Regions from separate parts of the Homo sapiens genome. Here all the other regions are linked to region 1. The links are chromatin contacts, found by Hi-C or POLR2A ChIA-PET in ENCODE. All regions are on one chromosome and are shown on one strand. Each heading gives the region's core, a stretch centred on a gene start or an enhancer-like site at or near the end of the contact. The rest is flanking DNA. Distances are from core to core; before and after follow the strand shown. Region 1 has its middle 98 kb from the start of CHD1. Region 2 overlaps ST8SIA4 (ST8 alpha-N-acetyl-neuraminide alpha-2,8-sialyltransferase 4). Region 3 has its middle 39 kb from the start of MIR548P. Region 4 overlaps LINC01340 (long intergenic non-protein coding RNA 1340). Region 5 holds the start of LINC02234 (long intergenic non-protein coding RNA 2234).

Evidence for each region. A loop is a pair of places that touch in the nucleus more often than their neighbours do. ChIA-PET counts read pairs that join two places held with the same protein, here RNA polymerase II (POLR2A). Pooled maps may share reads with other maps.
Region 2: a loop to region 1 is called in a pooled map, with 6 times the contacts of the local background. The contact joins two enhancer-like sites. A Hi-C loop is called at or near these places in 5 of 37 single-sample maps with no recorded cell type and 5 of 50 pooled maps.
Region 3: a loop to region 1 is called in a map with no recorded cell type, with 10 times the contacts of the local background. The contact joins two enhancer-like sites. A Hi-C loop is called at or near these places in 4 of 37 single-sample maps with no recorded cell type and 9 of 50 pooled maps.
Region 4: a loop to region 1 is called in a map with no recorded cell type, with 16 times the contacts of the local background. The contact joins two enhancer-like sites. A Hi-C loop is called at or near these places in 8 of 37 single-sample maps with no recorded cell type and 9 of 50 pooled maps.
Region 5: a loop to region 1 is called in a map with no recorded cell type, with 8 times the contacts of the local background. The contact joins the promoter of LINC02234 here to the enhancer-like site in region 1. A Hi-C loop is called at or near these places in 4 of 37 single-sample maps with no recorded cell type and 3 of 50 pooled maps. POLR2A ChIA-PET finds 5 or more read pairs at or near these places in 1 of 52 experiments (PC-9).

What each region holds. Positions count from the first base shown.
Region 1 is chr5:99,025,992-99,028,908 of GRCh38, forward strand. No RefSeq gene overlaps it. Among named protein-coding and RNA genes, the nearest start is that of CHD1, 98 kb to the left of the region's middle. Within about 2 kb of position 1,425, at least 5 of the 41 ENCODE cell types and tissues checked have a DNase peak (open chromatin) inside an H3K27ac peak, as active enhancers do.
Region 2 is chr5:100,838,998-100,841,914 of GRCh38, forward strand. All of the region lies in intron 4 of ST8SIA4 (ST8 alpha-N-acetyl-neuraminide alpha-2,8-sialyltransferase 4), which reads right to left. Among named protein-coding and RNA genes, the nearest start is that of MIR548P, 24 kb to the left of the region's middle. RefSeq lists enhancers at 1,420-1,669, 2,584-2,803. Within about 2 kb of position 1,539, at least 5 of the 41 ENCODE cell types and tissues checked have a DNase peak (open chromatin) inside an H3K27ac peak, as active enhancers do.
Region 3 is chr5:100,776,521-100,779,437 of GRCh38, forward strand. No RefSeq gene overlaps it. Among named protein-coding and RNA genes, the nearest start is that of MIR548P, 39 kb to the right of the region's middle. RefSeq lists enhancers at 247-1,446, 1,218-1,287. Within about 2 kb of position 1,356, at least 9 of the 41 ENCODE cell types and tissues checked have a DNase peak (open chromatin) inside an H3K27ac peak, as active enhancers do.
Region 4 is chr5:97,546,647-97,549,563 of GRCh38, forward strand. All of the region lies in intron 2 of LINC01340 (long intergenic non-protein coding RNA 1340), which reads left to right. Among named protein-coding and RNA genes, the nearest start is that of LINC01340, 43 kb to the left of the region's middle. Within about 2 kb of position 1,530, at least 2 of the 41 ENCODE cell types and tissues checked have a DNase peak (open chromatin) inside an H3K27ac peak, as active enhancers do.
Region 5 is chr5:97,839,308-97,842,224 of GRCh38, forward strand. LINC02234 (long intergenic non-protein coding RNA 2234) reads left to right here and starts at 1,451. Exons shown (of 3, transcript NR_146299.1): 1 at 1,451-1,693.

The DNA of each region.
Region 1 (2,917 bases), core at 175-2,674:
TGGTCTTAAACTCCTGAACTCAGGTGATCCTCTCCCCTTGGCCTCCCAAAGTGCTGGAATTATAAGTGTGAGCCACTGCACCCATCCTGCTATCTTATTTATTTATTTATTTTGAGACAGAGTCTTCCTTTGTTACCCAGGCTGCAGGGCAGTGGCGCAATCTCGGCTCTCTGAAACCTCCTCCTCCCGGGTTCAAGCGATTCTTGTGCCACAGCCTCCCAAGTAGCTGTGATTACAAGTGCCTGCCACCATACTTGACTAATTTTTGTATTTTTATTAGAGATGGGATTTCACCATCTTGGCCAGGTTGTTTTCGTACTCCTGACCTCAAGCGATCTGCCTTCTGTGGCCACCCAAAGTGTTGGGATTACAGGTGTGAGCCACAGTGCCCAGCCCCATCCTATCTTTTAAATTATAGGCAAAATACATTTAAAGTGCATATCAAATGCAGCCCTGAGAGGGACAGAATATTCCAGAAGAGCCAGAGATGGCCTAAACTAACTGAAGGAGATACTACTCAGTATACATTGCATTGGTGAAAAGAGCTGAAGAGATGGAAGAATTTGTCACTGTGTATAATAAAAGACTTATTTTAGCGTAAACTGGTAGCCATAGGCTACAGAGCTAAAACTGTTCTAACAAGTTGCATTTTGTTGACCTTTCAAAATAAAATGCCCAGAGTACCCATCTTAATTCACTGTATCATACAAATGATTCTTGATTCATATATTGCAGTGTTGGAACAGGTTACTTTTAACAAAGCCTCCCAAGTCTGTGATTTGTAGAGTGCATAATTTTCTTCTAAGGTGATTAGAGCACTTTTTAGACATTGCCTAAGATAAGTCTTTGTACCAGTTTAAAAAGTCAGCAGTACTATAATTATAGTTTTCCAGGTGTGAAATATGAAGATTAAGCTATTGGGCCTGGGTCAGTGGCCCACACCTGTAATCCCAGCACGTTGGGAGGCTGACGGGGGCAGATCACTTGAGTGCAGGAGTTTGAGACCAGCCTGGCCAACATGGTGAAAACCTGTCTCCACTAAAAATACAAAAATTAGCTGGGCATGGTGGCACATGCCTGTAGTCCCAGCTACTTGGGACTTGAGAGGCTGAGACAGGAAAATTGCTTCACCCAGGAGGTGGAGGTTGAAGTGAGCCAAGATCCTGCCACTGCACTCCAGCCTGGGTGACAGAGCGAGACTCTGTCTCAAAAAAAAAAAAAAAAAACAAAAAAAAAACAAAAATGAAACAAAAAACAAAAACAAAAAAACAGTTTAGGCTATTGAAGCCTGAGTATGGATTATTTTAGCTTCCAGATTGCAATAAGCATCGTGTAAAGATGAAGATCTCCAAATACAGAGAATGCAAGCAGTGTGCCTGACTTTGCTTAGAAAGTGCTGACAGGAGCGAGGAGTTTCACTAGCATTTCCTGTCTCAGAAACAAGTTCTCCATTTGATATTCAATGACAGTAAAACAGGGATCAGAAACTGTTACTGTTTGTTCAAAAGCAGAAGCTAGAATCATTTCAAAGAAAGACAGTGCAAAATTAAAACTGAAACTCCACTTCTACCTCTCTGTAGAAGCAGTGGAGTGTATCTCCTAGGGGCTTCTACTCCCTTGCTGCCAGTGAAATTTATTAACCACAGAAGTGTCTTTCACTTATGTCCTAAATGAAGGTAGATCTTACTGTTTTTGATACTAACCAAGTCATCTTCTGGGTACCAAAAATAGTTTTTGTGGCTTTATGAAAAGTCTGGCCTTTCCACAGCATGTGTATCCATTGACCTCACTTCTGAGAGCTTTAGACTAATTTGGTAATTAGACTAATTTGCACCATTAATTAAAATGCTCTATGAAATAACCCAAATCCCAATGCAAAGAAGAGAACAGCATGGTATACAGATGTTTGTTTTTTTAAATTTAAAAACATTTTATAATCTTCTTGCATTCCAGAATCAGATTTTAAAAAATTAACCATCCCTAAAAAAACTCACAAAAACCACTTTTATCAGGAGGTTCTATTCATTCTTCATGACTGTGGTGGACCATCCATTATTTTAATACACTATCAAATTTCAAAGTTGGTGACAAAACAAGAAATAAAAATGGAGGGAATTCTTATGGCTTCATGGGTATTTAGTTAGGGAGTGTAATGTGGGGAAGCTGTCACACAGGAGGCAAAAAACTGCAAAGAGACTAAATATGTAAGGTATTTTTATAGCTTCCTCAGCCATTTTCTTTACCTAAAATGCCCTTTTCTTATTTCTTTTTTTAGACAGAGTCTCACTCTGTCACCCAGGCTAGAGTGCAGTGGCACGATCTTGGCTCATTGCAACCTCTGCCACCGGGGTTCAAGATTCTTGTGCCTCAGTCTTCCGAGTAGCTGGGACCACAGGTGCACGCCACCATGCATGACTAATTTTTTTGTATTGTTAGTAGCGATAGGATTTTGCCATGTTGACCAGGCTAGTCTCGAACTCCTGACCTCAGGTGATCTGCCTGCTTCAACCTCCCAAAGTGCTGGGATTACAGGCATGAGCCACTGCACCTGGTCCTCCTTTTCTTATTTCTAAGTGATATTCTCATTCATCAAGGCTCAATTCAAAAATTACTTCCTGTCAGAAATTCTTCTGTCTCTATCCTCAAACCTCACATTTGCTGCTTTCTTACTTTTGTTTCTGTAGTCATTTCTTAACAGATCATATGATTGATTTTTAGTTTTGTAGTTTTATCCTCTAATAGACTCTAAATTCCTTGAGAATATGAATCATTCATCCTTGCAATTCTTACAATATACATATTGTCTAGTATACAGTAGATAATTAAAGTTTGTTACAGGGTACCAATTTGGAATAAGGAGTTAGTAGCTGAAAATGACCTAAAATGCTCTCTACTTTCAAGTTATAAACCCACACAT
Region 2 (2,917 bases), core at 289-2,788, 1.8 Mb after region 1:
TTTTCTTTTTTGTAGAGATGAGGGCTTGCTATGTTGAAAAGCCTGATTTCAAACTCCTGGCCTCAAGCAATCCTCCTACCTTGGCCTCCCAAAAAGTTGGAATTACAGGCATGAGCCACCACACCCACCCATTTAAAAATTTTTCTATAACCTTTTGCCAACTTAGAATATGCAAAAAAATTATATTTAATTATGATATGAATTTCACTTGTTTTCTGGGTAAATACATATTGCAAGGTTTCATATCTTGTTTCAAATTTCATTTAAATGAAAATATTTCAAATGTACATAGTTTGAGCCTTATAAATAATATGGCACACCATCAATCAATTTGCCAGAAAAGATCTTGATTTTGCTCTGCAGATGTCAGCTGAAAGCCTGAGCAGATAAATGAACTTAAATTTAATGAAATGCTTCAGAACTCAGCTATAGAATTTATGTTCTCTTTGTTAAATTGAAAAAATAACCATTGAAATCCTATTTTAGAATTATTTAAAAACTTGGGTCCAAAGTTTGAACTATAAATCCCTAGCTACAAAGGCAATTAATTTAGTTGTTTCCTCTTCTTGTCTATGAAAAATAATCTTCTCTTTATCTCTGGCCAGGAAACACAAGACAGAAACAGCTCAAGATCTGTGATAACTTATATAAATAGAAAGCACTCACTTTCTGAATATTATTTTGGCAATACATACAAGGGTCTCTAAATCAATAGGTTTTATTATATTGAAAAATCATACATCAAAAAGAAATGATAAAATGGCACAAATATTGCCATGCTATTATAAAGATACACTGTTCTATAGTGAGATTGGTCTAAAGAGAGCTGCTCCTGGAATCAGCAACTCTAACTGTGCCACTAACTGAGTGTCTATTTTTGAGCAGATGAGACTCTGGGCTGCAACAGTTTCCTTTATAAAATAAGAAATTTAACTGGATTATGTCAAAAAATCATGAAAATATTTTCCATATGTAAGCATTAGCTACATATAATATATACATATATTTAAATAAAAATATATACTTTTAATATTTTCAATTCATACGGAGTCTTTTTTAAACTGTTCCTGATCCCAAACTTTTATATCATGTCATATCTTATTTGGTCTTATCAGTGAGACACAGCAACATTGTCTAATACCTGAAATGAGAATTTTCAAATGTGTTTAGATTTCTCCAAGTTCTTATAAATTTCCTTTCACCCTTTTATTTTAACATTTTAGAGTATTTTCTACTTATTTTAACAAGATTGTAGTGCTATTTTAAAGAAATCCAAAGCAGAGAATACATACAGTTGTTTGATGAAATATTTATGTGTGTGTATGTGTGTCTATTTATATATATGTGTGTGTATATACATACATATGCACATGGCAATTTTAGAGTTTTTTTTTAGGGTACAAGTTGGGGAATTTTCAAGGATACCATGAAACTAGTTTTCAATGTGTTGCTCTAATGGACTAAAGAACAAGCTATGAAAATGTTCCCTAATATCATCATCAGCTTGGTTAGAAAATCCCCAATCATACCTAAATATGAAAAGGGTCAGAACATTGAGCGAGTTGCAAAATTCCCCCAAGCGGTTCATTTCATCATGACTCACAGTGCTTGAATAAGGCAAAGTCATTTCTTAACACACAAGTTACTGTAGAGGAAGATGAATGCCTATATTATCTCCTGACTAGCCCATAACATTTTTGGAGCTTTCTGTCTTCCTTAGGGTCTCTTTTCCAGTCAGCCTACATTCTTTCTTATAACATTCTTGTCTCTAGGTTACTTAAGAATATAAGAAAAAAAAAAAGTCCCCAAAGTTTTCTTATTACATATATTCCAAACAATAAAAACAAATGAAGATAGTTTGTTTTTTCAAAAAAGATTGTTTCTGTGTGTTTTATTCTCTAGTAAGTACCCCTTTCCCTGGCCCCCACCTAATCCATTTGCAATCACAGTATGCCTCCTCATTATCACACTCAGTGTCACAGTAAGACATTCAAAAACTTATTTCCTGTGCACACCAAGTTAAATGAGAAAGCCAAAATAAGGGAAATGCAAAACCTACTGTACATCATGATAAAGAAAGAAGAGAGGTTCATAAATCTATTTGGAACGTATTTTTGTTGTCATGTTGGTAATTTCTACACAGGTTACTGATTTCCATAGTTGCATAGCTGTTTACTCTTATTGCCTTCCATGCCCTTCTAGAATAAAGTTGAGTATGTAAAATTATGGTTGGGAACCTGATGCTTTTTGTAAACTGGGACTTTTGTAAATTGGGATCAACACAAATTTTTATTCAAGCCATAGGTATTGGAGTCATTATGCTTATTTCTTTAAAAAGAGGTCAATTATGCAGTATATTGCTGAGGCAGGAGGATAGGGTCTGGAGGCAGGGAACATAAGGCCAATTCACGCTGACTTCTTAGAACTAAATCAAATGGAAACACTTCAGCTATGACAAGAAATATCCTCTCCATTTACATAGGGCATACACCAAGTAACCAATGGAAACCTCTAGAGGGTATTTAAACACTAGAAAATTCTGTAGCGCAGTTATTGAGCTCCTATGCTTGGGCCCCCTCCCATCCTGTGGAGTGCACTTTCATTTTCAATAATTCACTGCTTTTGTTGCTTCATTCCTTCCTTGCTTTGTTTGTGTGTTTTGTCCAATTATTTGTTCAAGACACCAAAAACCTAGACACCCTCCACTGGTAACATAGTTCTGACACAATTTGTGGATAGGCATTACTGTAAATTCTTAGCCTATACTTTTAGCTGATCTTTAATACTGTTTGGAATCTCTTCTGTGAATCTCTAATCAGTGACAAATTACATGTCCCATCCACCAGAGGTATTACATGCATTTGCCAAATCCCTTGATCTAGCATTCCAAAACTACCTTGTCACTTCCCTATGTAAT
Region 3 (2,917 bases), core at 106-2,605, 1.8 Mb after region 1:
ATTTATATGTTAAAATCCTAACCCACAATGTGATGTAATTAGGAGATGAAGCCTTTGGAAGGTGATTGGGCCATAAGGGTGGAGCCCTAATAAATGGGACTTGTGCCCTTATAGAAGAGACCTTGAGTGCTCACTCCCTCTCTCTTCACTATGTGAGGATACTGCAGGAAATCAGTCATCTGAAAATCAGGAAGAAGGCCTTCACTAGACACTGAATTTGCTAGCACCTTGATCTTGGACCTCCCAGCCTCTGGATGGTGAGAAATAAATGTTTGTTGTTTGGCAGGGTGCAGTGGCTCACGCCTGTAATCACAGCACTTTGGGAGGCCAAGGCAGGTGGATCACGAGGTCAGGAGTTCAAGACCAGCCTGGCCAACATAGTGAAACCCCGTCTCTACTCAAAATACAAAAATTAGCTGGGCATGGTGGCACGCACCTGTAATCAGCTACTCAGGAGGCTGAGGCAGGAGAATGGCTTGAATCTGGGAGGCGGAGGTTGTGGTGAGCTGAGATCACACCACTGCACTCCAACCTGGATAATAGAGGAAGACTCCATCTCAAAAACAAAACAAAACAAAACAAAACAAAAAAAAAACAGTTTGTTGTTTAAGCCACCCAGTCTTTGGTATTCTGTTATATTAGCCTGAATTAAGTCCTGATTATTCTTAATAAATCACAATTTTCCCTTGCTATAAATTATTTTAAAATAAATTATATAAAAATGCACAGAAAATGAAGACCTTAATTAAAATAAATTGGAAGGCATTCCAAGTGCTATTAACATTAAGTGATAGGCCCATTTTCTCTGATTTACCAGAACAAAAGGCAAGTCATTTGACATTTCCTTGGCCTTAAAATATCCACCTGGAAATGGAGATGCTAATTTTAATGTAATTCAGATAACTGGTAACATGTATAACTAATATAAATGCTTATAACGTATTGTCCTGCATATACATTATTATGACAAATGTTAAAAGAGAATATTTTGTTTTTCTGATATTCTCATGTTGATTCCAGAGATAAAGACATACTGTTTAAAAGGAAGAATTTGGATCCTTGGGAAAACAACCAGTAAAGATTTTGACAAATATCTATAGACTTCCCACATTACTTACAAGTTGACTATAGACTCCATCACTGCCTTCAAGTATGATAAAATTGCTAATTTCATGGGGTATGTCTAAGCTCTTTTCTTTGGTTTCTCTGAGGTACTTTTTAAATGTTTATTGGGGCTATCTTAAAACTATCTTCCTTTGATTCTTCTGAAGTTGCATTTTAAAGTTTTGCTTCCCAGTGACTCATGCTTTCTTCATTTCCTGTTTCAGCTTCTCTTCTGCCGTCTGCTCCATAAATGGGGCCCTCTGCCAAGTTTCTGTTCCCTTTCTATGTTTTCTCTCTTATACATTGTATATACCTCTATGGCTTTAAATGTTGCTACTAAGTTAAAGATTTCTCAATTCATTTATTTGGCAGCATATCTCTCTTGGTTCCAGTTAAAATTTCAGCTCCCCATCCGTAAGCTTTACATGTGCATCCTATGTAATATTTCTGGCTTCCAGCCTGTTCTGATCATGTTGCACTTGGAGAATACCTTTTCCTTGGTGAATTTGCTTCCTGATTCTCCCCGCTGAATAGCAACCACATCTCTAATTCAAACCTCTCGGCTCCAGATCAGTACATTCAATATTCAACTGGTTCTTTAATAATTACACATTAACACAAAAAAGTTACAGCAGTTCAACTTACCATACACAGGGTTCTTGATTTACCACTCTTCAATCTGATTCTTTTCTGGTGTCCTTTGCCTCAGTGAATTATATCACTCTCTATATTGTTTCACAAATTAGAAACATGGGCGTTATCTTTGACTTATCCACATGTGCAATACAATACAACCATCACCACTGATTTAATCAAAGCTACCTTAATGTTTCCCCCATATTATCAGAAAGCTTAACAATTCTCTTCATATAAGCACTTATTTTCTTCTCTCCTCTGCTTTCTTTACTGCAACTACACTCAGTTTCCATTTCCTTTCTCTTCATTTATCTGAAATTCTACTCATTCTTAAAATCTCAGTTTATGGTCCAATTCTTCAAAAGTTTCCATGATTTCTACTGGCCGTCAAATTTTATTTTAATTTATAAAGTAGCAATATCTTGGAAAGCTAATGTGCTTTCATTTAGACCCATTTCACAGATGAGAAATTTAAGGCTCAAAAGGAGATGTCATATGCCTGAAGTCCCCTAGCTACTCAGTAACAGAGCAGGGGTTTGAAAACAAGTTTATGTCACTTAAAATTCAGCCTGGTCTGCAATATTACCTCCCACAATGTTCAATCTTGTCTCTAATGTTTTAGTGTTATTACTATGGTACTGTTTTTGTGTTTCCATTGTTTCATATTCTCATCCGGAGTAGAAACTCCCAGAGAGAGGAACCATTGCTTCATTTGATCATTTAACAAATGCTTTTGTCTATTATATACCTGACATTACACTAGGACCTAGGAATACAGAGCTAACATGTCAAATTTAACAATAACTAATTGTCTCCATGATAAAAGATACTGTTTGGCAGGTCTAAATAATTACTAATAAACCCCTAATATTCTCTATTTTAATGTTGACTATTAAAAATCTGCATCAGATATAGCTTTTTATAAAGCCAGTTATAGAAATCTTGAAAAAGTGTTTTGGGATATAATTCTGATTTGGAAGATATAAATAAATTCTTTTTAAAAATATCCTGATGAAATACTCAGAGGTACAGTCAATTTTTATATACCATTTAAGGTATTATGTAAGGTTCAACATAGATGACATGTTTAACAGTACATATTATAGAAATTCACAGACTGAGTTCAGAAGTGATTAAATAGATATCAATATTTGTGACATAGGCATAGCTTTCTTGT
Region 4 (2,917 bases), core at 280-2,779, 1.5 Mb before region 1:
CACATTTAAATTGAGCAAATGCTAGCCTTTCACATAATGAGAGAGAGATCCCACCTGCAACTAGCTTTTAAAAGACATAGTGCAGAAACTACACCATTATGATTCCAAGAAAATTTTCATAGGAAAAATAAATATCCATAAATCTCAAAATTTATTTCATAGATTTCATGCTAAAAGCACAATTATAGGTATCTCTAGAGGCTAAAATATTTTAAAGGCTACAAATCCCTAGTTATTCTGTTCTCTGGTGCTTGTTTAATTTTTTCAAAGACATTATCTCCTGTCAGGTAATGAGATCTCTCCTCCTAGTTAATCTTTTTTCTCTTTCCATGGAATAAATTGGTATTTTTGCATGGTTGGCAGGAATAGGGCAGTGGCAGGTTTGAGAAAAATCCAGATAAGAAATCTGATGCCACCAGTGTTACGTGCCTCTTGGTAGATCAACCAAAATAGCCAAGCAGATGAGGCCCTTTGATTGGCCTACCTGGGTGGCATGCCCACCACAGGTTCCAGAGGAACCGGTCCATCTAGTTGGGTTCTGCTGGCAAACCTGTCAGGAGAGAGGGGTCAGAAATTTGGGGCTTGGGGGTGTGAAGGATGTTCAGTGATCATTTGTGACTCTCATGGGTGTTCTGGCCTTCTCAAATGTCAGTGTTCCTATGACCTAACAGCTCATCCTTTTAGGGCCCTTACTATATGCTAAGCGTTGTTCTAAGTACTTCATGTATGTGTTCTCTTTAAATCTAATGATAAGAATGGGTTCTCATTTTTCACTCTCACTATATATACACACACACATAAACACATCTGCATAGGTGTTATGCATATATGTTGTGTCTCTGTGTGTGTTAGCTACTGATTTTTTTTAATCAGTGAGATTTACATCCCATCTTCTTTGGCAGCCCTTTTCTGTGAAACCACACAGTGCTTGCTCTTGAAATGTCATGACATGTTAGGGACTCACCAGGCCATGTCTGTTTACAGTCATGTTACGTTTTGTGCTTGTCACATTACTGCATCTTAAACTATTTGAAGGTGGAGATAATTTCTTACACATTTTGTTGTGTCACATGGTTCACACAGCCTGGCACAGAGCACAGGCTCATCTCTTTGCTGAGGAATTAGAACCCGACTGCAGCTTTGAACAGAGTGGGATTGTGGTTGGCAGAGTTCAATGGATTTATTTATCTTCAAGATCATATTTTATATTTTGCTCTGTCAAATCAGGATATCTTCTCAAGGTGAAAATTCCAATAACAACTGAATATATAAATATGGCTAGAAACTGGAAAATGAGATGTTGTAGATAATTAGACATTTATTCAGGGAGAAAATGGCTGCACTGATTTTTCCCCTGGTAATTGGCTTTACTTTTCTTTATAATTAAAAACTAACATATTGCTTTTGTAAAAATATGACCTATTTCCTTTACTTGTAACTTTAAAAAGTGAATTCTACCAATTTGAGTGTAATCATTACTGACTCATAAATCACTTGAGAAAAACAGACTTTGAACATTTCCTGTTTTGCAAATGAGGAAACTGAAACCCAGGCATGTTAAGTGGTTGGGCCAAAGTCACACATTACATTACTAGCAGAGACACTTTGACTTAGAATATATATTTTATCCAATAAATATTCAGGGTCTAGTAGATACCTTGCTGCTGGTAGGAACCCAATAAATATTGGTTGGGAGAATAGATTATTCTGACTGGGTACTGACCAATCAGAACAGAAGTTGCCCTTAACAACTAGTGTGGCCATAGTGGTGCATATTGACAAAGTGTCGGCCCTTTGGAAAGCCAAAGGAGGCTAACCACTGTGCCTGCACCAAGTAGGCAGATGGTCAGAGCTGAGGGTTCATTTACTTCATCCCTTTGTTTTTCTAGATGTGTCCCAAGCCACACATTCAAATCAAGAAGTGGAAGTCAGCTTGTGGGTTCCTGGTGGATAGTGCTTTCCACCACATCAATTCTAAATGTGTGGATAGAAATGACATGAGGTTATAGTAGAAAGACAGTAATTTGGTTCTTGGTAACTAAATAGTTCTGTAATGAGGCAGGGGCAAGTTAACCCTTAAGGAGAATGATTAGAAGTGTTTAGCTTCATTTAGGAGACAAGAGTGAAGCTGAAACTCAAATGAGAAAGTAAGAAGTCAAGAAACTATAGATATCATGAAAGTCTATGAGTAAAATGCATCATTGAAAGTGATAGATAAGAGAATCATTAAAAGATTTCCTGGAGAAGGTTGCTTGGGGTTCAAGGTAGGAGAAACAGAAGGGAGCAGAAGATTATAGTTGTAATTGACTCACCAACCCATATCTTCAATCATATTCTTTGGTTTCAACATTCTAATACCTCTATAGAATTCCAGTTCACTGATGCCTAAAGTAGCAGTGTCCTTGGCAATGATTTAAAAGACATCCTGTGAAGAAAAGCATGCTACTAGTTTAACTTTTTTTTCTTAGTTTTGAAAAATAGAATGAGGATTGACCACTCCTACTCAATTATGAACCAGGGTAGTGCTTCTAGAGAGTCAGTTTTATCCTCATTTATCATAGCAAAAAGTCAATAAATGATATATGACAGTTAATAAATCTGGAAATAATGCATAAGATTTTCTTTTAAAATTTAAAGATTATCAACATTACAACTGAAACGGGAACAATTAGCAGAATTAAAGCGTTTCTCTTTTGCCAGAACAAATAGGGGACAGAAAAAATGTTACAAATAGTTATTAATTGCTTTTCAAAATAAACCTTTCTGTACTAAGTTGTTTTTCGTTTGTTTGTTTTGAGCCCAGGTACACACTACTTTAATAAACTTTATAATATGAAAAGGAAGATAATTTTTCCAAATTGTTTTCTTTTGGTGAGGGGGAAGCGCAGGGAGGATTCTCTGTTAGGAGCCAGAAACG
Region 5 (2,917 bases), core at 201-2,700, 1.2 Mb before region 1:
ACATCAGAATGGGCCTTGTGTGTTATGAAAGGTATTTCAGGCAAAGCCACTGGGAAGCCGTGTGACTAGTGACAAGTTGTTTACCTCTCCGTATCACAGTGTTTTTATATAAAAGATGGAGATAATAATGCTGGCTGCCTCATCAGATACTTGTGAGAATGGAATGATTTTGCACATACATAAAAAAAAAATCATAAGTATTGGACAGATGCCAAGTTTACTGTTGAAAAATTTAAAGCAGAAAAATGATATCACACATCAAATCTCATCCAGAGTCCATGTCTTCTTTTATGGTATGTTTGGTATTTCCTGTATCATTATGACATTTTCCTAGTTTTCTTACACTAATAGGGTAAACAAAGCAAAGAATTGCCTAATCACCAGGAAGTTCATTAAGAATGGTTTAATTGAAATTAAATTTTCAGGCCACTTAATATCACTCAGACTTACCACTTTAAGGTTAATTTATCATGTTTTTTTATAGTCTATATTTGGACAGTTACCATAAACATGGCTTGATCAGCTCAATATTCTGTATAAATCTAACAGAAACCAGAGGCTCTCTTGCTGTATCTGTTTCCTAAAGAAAACAGTCCATGCCAAGTTTCTGTGGCAAAGGTCAGTACTTAATAGATACTGTGGTACAACTTAATAACCTTATAAAATTCTGGTTGTTAAACCACAACTTGGAATCATAGCCTTATTTTTTACATGTGCTCTCATGCACATAGATTTTGGTGCATAAACAGATTTCTTAAGCATTTTCACTTCTTTGACTTCAAATGTATGTAATATATTAAAAATGTATATTTTTGTGTTATTTTCACCAATGCCACCCTTGTTTCTTTTAGTTACACACTCTTTCAAGATAAAATTAGAAGACAGGTAATTGTAAAGTAATTATGTTATTGAATAACAAAGCACAATTGTTAGTGCTTTTTAAAATTATGTGGGAATAAGAGTCATGACAGACTTGCTTCAGGCACTGCAGTTTTCCCTCCCATTTCCTTGCCTCCTCTCACATCCTTTCTCCTCCTCTCCCCTTCTCTTCCTTCCCCTTTCCTTCCTCTCTCTTTCTCTCTCAATATAAAATCATCCCTGTAGGCAAAACTCTGGTATTTATTTCCATTAAGATGCTGAATGTTTTCCAAATCATTTTCCAAATCACTTATACATGAATAATTAAAAAACAATAAAAGGTATCAATATGTAAAACATTTCACTTGAATACATATTTGGAATTTTCACATAGCATTTTTACTTATAAATTAGGTGTCATACATTGAGATGAATTCATGTTTATGTATATATGCTAATTAGAACAATAAGAGGATTTTTAGCATTATAAACATGTTCTTTTCCACTCTACCAGTTTGCTCTTATATTTAAGTGCAAAAAAGAAGAGCACTTTTTGTCTGAGTATAACATTGGAATTTGAATTGAGGTTGTGGACAGTATGGCTACTGCAGTGTGGTTGCTAGAGGCACTCTGCTGATTTCGTATGTGTGGGTTGAATAGACTGCACTTTCAAATGGCACCTACATGAATCTAACTATAGCTTTGAAATAAATGAAAGGAAATGATTCAGCCCAACTGGAGTTTTCATAATGTGCTTAAACTGTGGACTGCAAGGATCCTGGGCGATTTTCTAGTCCTGACTCCATATGACAGATGGACACAAAGAGCCAGAAAGGTAAGACTGACAGCTATCGTTCCTGGAGAATGGAACCTCACCTCAGATGGAAGGAAGGCACATCCCTAGGCTTCTGCCAAGTCCAGATGGTCTTTACTAATTTCTTTTTGATGTTCTTTACTTTCAGCTTTAAAAATAATATTCATAAAAGTAATATGTGCCTTTCTATAAAGACAATGGTTTATTTCTCTCACTCTGCCTGTTTTAATGGCCTGTCTTGGTACTTTTCCAGTTTTTAAGGGGAAAGTAATAAAACTCAAATACCTTCTAGCTGTCCAGCTTACCACTCTGTAACTTCCTCATGTTATGCCCATCATTTTATAATACATACCTAGAGAACATTTTCATTTGATAGGACTTAAAGCCATACTAATAATATTAGCCACTGTCCTATTTTTGACTTAGAATAATTTCTTCATTTCCATTTCTCTAGTTAACTTCCTTTTATAGTCAAAATAAAAAGCTTACATTGTTTCCCTTCCAACATTAGGAACATAAACCAACTAACCAACGTATTACTAAGAACCAGAAAAAAATATTAACTATTCTGGAAATGGTAGATGGAACTTGATTCAGGAGGGCAACTTTTATGCCATGGAGATAAGAAGTATAAGAAAATGTTAAAAACAAAAGATTATATAACCCAAATGCTGAATATCTGTGAAGTCACATTGATCTGCTTTTTTACACATAAAATAAAACTATTACTGATGAAGAGACTGAATCTTCACAGTTTCAGTTCATGAGAACACATCATGACGTTCAATTTTTAAAGTCTCAGACAAAATGTTATATAATATAAATGAATACTGTAGTCTCTTGAATTCTGGCTTGTATAGAAATTTCTACAATATCCAGAAGAGAGGAAAAGATGAAGAAGAAGAAACGGAGTTCAGTGAGTGTAGTGTTTATCTAATTCCAACTTCAAGACATACATATCTGAGCATGTGTGCAGTGAGAGAGGAGCTGGGACATTGAGACTCAGAACAGCCCTGATCTTGGAGAAAACTGTAAGCTCTTAATGAGGGTCATGCACCAGGATGTGTAGAGACCAGCCCTGAGGTTGAGGACTGGAAAATGAATCCAGGCCCTTCCTGCAGAACGCCTTCTAGGCCACTCTAAAGGATCTAGATATTTTTCCCCCATAATATTTATCCCTGCTTTTCTTAATTTATTTTTCAGTTTATAGAAGTATATCCTTAATTTTTTCAAAAACAGTACACA